Linked DNA regions of Homo sapiens: region 1 is linked to region 2. Evidence: chromatin contacts called from ENCODE Hi-C data. All regions are on one chromosome and are shown on one strand. The core of a region is the stretch at or near the end of the contact, and the rest is flanking DNA. Distances in the headings are between cores, read along the strand shown. Region 1 holds the start of KIAA1586. Region 2 holds the start of LINC00680 (long intergenic non-protein coding RNA 680).

Evidence for each region. Hi-C counts contacts between places; a loop is a spot of excess contacts on that map. Pooled maps may share reads with other maps.
Region 1: a loop to region 2 is called in a pooled map, with 10 times the contacts of the local background. The contact joins the promoter of KIAA1586 here to the promoter of LINC00680 in region 2. A Hi-C loop is called at or near these places in 7 of 50 pooled maps.

The regions. Positions count from the first base shown.
Region 1 is chr6:57,045,054-57,048,035 of GRCh38, forward strand. It overlaps KIAA1586, which reads left to right and starts at 1,640. Exons shown (of 4, transcript NM_020931.4): 1 at 1,640-1,723; 2 at 2,260-2,343. The coding sequence starts at 1,703. RefSeq lists a silencer at 398-692 and enhancers at 1,322-1,411, 2,228-2,982.
Region 2 is chr6:57,959,801-57,962,843 of GRCh38, forward strand. It overlaps LINC00680 (long intergenic non-protein coding RNA 680), which reads right to left and starts at 1,646. Exons shown (of 4, transcript NR_132996.1): 1 at 1,521-1,646. LOC101927293 (a long non-coding RNA gene) reads left to right here and starts at 1,748. Exons shown (of 4, transcript NR_187657.1): 1 at 1,748-1,942; 2 at 2,381-2,448. It also overlaps the pseudogene LINC00680-GUSBP4. RefSeq lists enhancers at 1,548-1,647, 1,668-1,717.

The DNA.
Region 1 (2,982 bases), core at 390-2,889, 910 kb before region 2:
GTAACCAAACACCACCTGCTTCCTAAAAACCTATTGAAATAAAAAATACATTTTTATTTTTAAAAAATGTCCATACTACCCATACTACCCAAAACAATCTACAGATTGAATCCAATCCCCATCAAAATACCAATGACATTCTTCACAGAAGCAGAATAAACAATTCTAAAATTTATGTGGAACCACAAAAGACCGAGAATAATAGCAAAAGCTAACCTGAGCAAAAAGAACAAAACTGGAGGAATCACATTACATGACTTCAAATTCTACTACAGAGCTATAGTAACCAAAACAGCATGGTACTGGTATAAAAACAGACACACAGACAAATGGAACAGAATACAGTACCCAGAAATAAATCCACACACTTAGGGCATGGCTACACGGAGGAAGGGGTTTCTGAGCACAATACTCTGTGTGTGTTAACTTTGTAGTTTTGAAGTTAACAAGACCCTGGGCTCGCTATGCAGTCCGTATGTGATGTTGAACCCTTTACACACAGCACTAGACGGTTTTGAACCTATCAAAACACTGCTTCACTTAAATTTCACCAACTCCTTAAAATCCTAGTAAGTCTATGTTTTCCTTTGTTCCTATGTTCTCCTTTTCTCCCACTTTGTGGGTTGTCTGTTTACTCTGCTGATTATTTTTTTTGCTGTGCAGAAGCTTTTTAGTTTAATTAAGTTCAGTCTATTTATCTTTGTTTCTGTTGCATTTGCTTTTGGGTTCTTCATCGCGAAGTCTTTGCCTAAGCCAATGTCTAGAAGGTATTTTTCCGGTGTTATCTTGAGCAATTTTTATGACTTCGGGTCTTAGATTTAAGTCTTTGATGCATCTTGAGTTGATTTTTGTATAAGGTGAGAGATGAGGATCCAGTTTAATTCTTCTACATGTGGGTCACCAATTATCCCAGCACCATTTGTTGAAAAGGGTGTCCTTTCCCCACTTTATGTTTTTGTTTGCTTTGCTGAAGATCAGTTGGCTAATCAGATACCTCATAGCTCCTTTGTTGTATAATTTTGTGCATTGTAGATCAGGGTCAAAATGATAAAGGTGATTTTCTGGGACTACAGACTTGTCAATAACAGGTGGTCCTAGGCTGATAGAGGTAAACAAATAAAAGCTTTAAAAGAATATTCTCTGTTAAAATTTGCTTTCATAAATTTCATGTTTAAAATCATTTGTGAATAAATGTTAAAATAAAAAGGTGAGCCACGATTTTGGTAAGGCAATTTCTGAGCAAATCACACACAATTTTTTTTCATTCCCATTGATCTATTACATAGACGAATATTTGGTTGTGAAAAAGTGAGAGAAAGAACTCGGCTATTTTATTATAGTAGAGCAACACCGAAGGGAGACGACTTCGCTGTAGCTCAGAGTCTTTTTCCATTCTTCACCCACGCGCGGGGCAGTCGCGCGGCGCGGTCGCGCGGCGGGTAGGAACTACCATCCCAGCATCCTCTGCGGCGCGGGGAAGGAAGCCCGGGAATGAGAGAAAGAGGCTCCGGGGAGATAGCGGACCAGTGAGGGCTGCCCCTCTTTTGAAGCGGTTTTCGTCTCTTTCCGCCAGTGGCCTCCCAGCTCACGCAGGGGCGGGTCCCGGTAGCGCGAGGCGGTGCAGGGCGGGAAGGGGAGTGGTGGCGGCTGCGGCAGTAGGGACAGCAGGAGCAGTGGTGCTGTCAGCGCGGCCGTCGGAGACATGGGAGACCCGGGGTCGGAAGTGAGTAGTCGAGTGAGGGTCCTGGCGTTCTCAGAGGCGAACCGCGAAGGGTTTGTGTTTTCTGCGGTCTGAGGCCTGGTGCTCCGTCGCAGCCTCGGGGCGATACCTCTTCAGTGTCTTGGGCCGAGCCCAGCTCTGGGGCCTGGTGCGTGTCTGAGCGAGGAACCCGCAGCAACAATGGCCGCCCGGCCCCCCGCACGGGCCCTGGCGTTCGTTGTGGCCGCGGCTGGGCCAGTGGGAGCGACGTTTTAAGGCAGGATTGCCCTTCGGTGTTGAGCTTGCGTTCCTCCTGGAGTAGATAAGGGGAATTGTGAGAGGCTGGTAACTAACGCGTTTTCAGCGTTGGGTCCCTGCAGCTCCGCACACTCTGTGGCAAGAGCCAGAGCTCGAGTTCCGTTCCTAGTCGGGTTTCCGTGAAATTGTGCTCAGTTCGTTTTCCTCAAGAGCTCTCTGTCTTTAATTGTTCCTTTCGGAAACGCTCTCTTCCTACACGAATGTGGCTGAACAGATAAGCATGTTTTGGCTTGTTTTTATAGATAATAGAATCTGTCCCTCCAGCTGGCCCTGAGGCATCTGAGTCAACAACGGATGAAAATGAAGACGACATTCAGTTTGTCAGTGTAAGTAGCAATGATGATTGGGGTTTTCCCAGAGTAAAAGACTATGGTGGGCCATTATGTAATGTTACCTCACCTGGTCATTTAATGTTCATGAGTGTCTAATACATACTAGACACTGGAGCATGGCGCAGGATTGGGAAATTTACCAAAAGAGCTATCTGAGCCACCCCCGTAGCCATCACAAAGAGCACGTCCTAAAGAACGTGCTGTACACTTAATCTCGCCCCCTGCCTTTCATTTAAACTTAAGATAAAAACGCTGGTGTCTAAAACGCTGTTTTGAAATGGAGCAAGAGTAACTTCTAAAGGCGACACGGAGGAAGGAGCTGCTAATGATGAGCAAGGACGTAGAAAACAGGAAGGGTTGTGAGAGCCCAGAATCTTAGCGTTATGGTGCTTCTAACATGAAGGCAAATAGCTTGAAGATTTCTCTAACCTCTGAGATCATCATGTTACGGCATAGTACAGTTGATGCTCATAATGAAGAATCCTACATCACTGGGAACATGCTCTATTTTTCTGAGTTTGTTCCCTTTGAGACAGTAGTTTTCAAGCCTTAGTAAGTATAAACAGGCAGATTCCTGGGCCCCACTGCAGACCTACCGAATCAGAATTTCCAGGCGGGGGCCTAGGAATCTTC
Region 2 (3,043 bases), core at 396-2,895:
TTTGAGAGGCTCAGGTGGGCGGATTGCTTGAGCTCAGGAGATCGATCAGCCTGGGCAACATGGTGAAACCTCGTCTCTACCAAAAGTATAAAAAATTAGCCAGGTGTGGTGGCACATATCTGTGGTCCCAGCTACTCAGGAGACTAAGGTGGGAGGATGGCTTAAGTCTGGGAGGAGGAGGCTGCAGTGAGCCAAGATCGCACTAGTACACTCCAGCCTGGGTGACAGAGGGAGACTCCATCTCAAAAAATAAAAAAATAGAAAAGGCTGGGCGCGGTGGCTCACGCCTGTAATCCCAGCACTTTCGGAGGCCGAGACGGGCGGATCACGAGGTCAGGAGATCGAGATCATCCTGGCTAACACGGTGAAACCCCGTCTCTACTAAAAATACAAAAAAAATTAGCCAGGCGAGGTGGCGGGCGCCTGTAGTCCCAGCTACTCGGGAGGCTGAGGCGGGAAAATGGCGTGAACCCGGGAGGCAGAGCTCGCAGTGAGCCGAGATCTTGCCACTGCACTCCAGCCTGGGCGACTGAGCGAGACTCCGTCTCCAAAAAAAAAAGAATGAATAGAAAAACTACAGAACCAGTATGTGTGAACACAACCCAAGGCCAATATGTGTAAGTCTACTGTTTAATTACTATCATAGAATTAATACACGCTGGTCAAAAGAGAACAAGAAGACCTTGAGAAAAGGTTCAGGGAAGTTAGAATCCCAATGTTTGGATGAACAGCATTTATAATTTTAAAATGCAAAATAAAGAGAAATCATTTCTCATGTATCAGTCTACTAAAGTTTTGTTTTCATTTTTTAAATAATTTTCTTTTTAAATAATAATACCTACTCTGTGTTGGTACGGATATGGTCAAAATGGCATTCTTAAATTCTGTTAACTTTGGTATAACCTGAAACAAGTTTTTTGATGGGTATTACGGCAGTAAGCATCAAGAAGCTTTAAAAGGCACATACCCAATTTTTCAGCTTTTTAAGTATTTATACTTCTGAATAAACTAGGCTCTCTTTTAGAAATCTACCCTACAGAATTACATATTTTTAAAAATCCTCGTACAAATGCTGTTATTTACAAAAATGTTCATTTTAGCATTATTGGTGACTTAAAATTAGAAAAATCCTTTCTCTTCCTCTCTCTCCAGGACTCTCATAACTGTCACCTGAGTTGGTTCCAACGGATACGCAGAATAGAAGACAAATGGGAGAAGAATATTGACAAACTGCAAGGTATGCACCCGAGCTACAGTAATTCCGAGTTGACAGCTCGATCTCCCCTCCCACTCTGCGGCTCTTCAAACCTCTGCAAAAGGAAGAGGGTCTCTGCCTGGGGCAGTCACTCACCGAACCCCGAACCCCGTGAAGCCCATGGTGACCACAAGCTGCGGGTCCGGTCCCGATGCGTCTGAGCCTGTCACTGGAGCAAGAGGAAAAGAGAGGCGGCCTAGTTAGTGCGGCGCCCCAGCTCCCCCGACACGGCCCACCCCGCCCGGACTCGCTTCATGAAACCCACCTTCGCTGGGCCCAGAGCGCTCCATGGCTGGCCGCACACCGCAGAACCAGCCACAGCGACAGCCCAAACAACTGCAGGGGAACTTGCCAATAACTCGCGGCAAATGCTGGAGGAAGTACCGCCTCCAAGCTACAGCGGCGCCGCCGAAGCCAAGAGCGGCGCCTTCCGCAGAGGGACTGCGGCTTCCTGCGCAGCGCCCCCTACCGGACAGGCGGCGGGAAAACGCCGCGCAACTCAGACCACTGGAGCGGAGTAGTATCTGGAGTTTCTGTAACATCCTTTCCCTTTTTTTTTTTTTTTAAAGCCAGAGCCTCTGTCGCCCAGGCTGCAGTACAGTGGCGTAATCTCAGCTCACTGCAACCTCTGCCTCCCGGGATCAAGCGATTCTCCTTCCTCAGCCTCCCGAGTAGCTGGGATTACAGGTGCCCGTCGGCTAATTTTTGGTTTTTTGTTTTGTTTTGTTTTGTTTTTTTTGTTTTTGTTTTTGTTTTGAAACGGAGTCTCTGTCGCCCAGGCTGGAGTGCAACGGCGTGATCTCGGCTCACTGCAACCTCCGCCTCCCGGGTTCAAGCGATTCTTCTGTCTCGGCCTCCCAAGTAGCTGGGATTACAGGCGTCCACCACCAGGCGCAGCTAATTTTTTGTATTTTTAGTAGACACGAGGTTTTGCCATGTTGGCCAGGCTGGTTTCGAACTCCTGGCCTCAAGTGATCCGCCTGCCTCGGCCTCCCAAAGTGCTGGGATTACAGGCGACACCCTTTGCTTTTTTTTTTTTTTTTTTTTTGAGGCGGAGTATCACTCTGTTGCCCAGGCTGGAGTGCAATGGCGTGATCTCGGCTCACTGCAACCTCTGCCTCCCAGGTTCAAGAGATTCTTCTGCCTCAGCCTCCCAAGTAGCTGGCACTGCAGACACGCACCACCACACCCAGGTAATTTTTTGTATTTTTAATAGAGACAGGGTTTAACCATATTGACCAGGCTGGTCTCAAACTCCTGACCTCCTGATTCACTCATCTCGGCCTCCCAAAGTGCTGGGATCACAAGCGTGAGCCATCGCAAATACAAATATTCATTAAACGTATAGGCTGTCTACTTACTCTATGACCTTTCTACCTAGACTAAAGCCAAAAAACTCTGACACCCTAAAAGATTCATAAATTATTTACTACATAAGGTTTAGATGCATCATTACCAATATTGCACATAGAAATTTAATGTTGTTAGTTGAGCAAACAGATGCCATGACTATTTCTTCTCTTTATAAATCTTGGTGGCTTATGGCAGCAGAAGCCTACTCCACTATTTAGGCTCCTATGACAGCTACTTTTCCCCTGTTGAGAAAGTTTCACCTTAAGTTGCTACCAAAAAAATTATACAATTAATGTATTTTGTAACTCCTGAAAATAATTGTTTATATTATCATCTCAAGTAAAATAAAATATTTTCATAGAGAGATGGAGAGATGTGTAGGCAATTTATCAAATATTAACCTCTTCCTAAACATGGGGTTGAATTCCTCCCGTA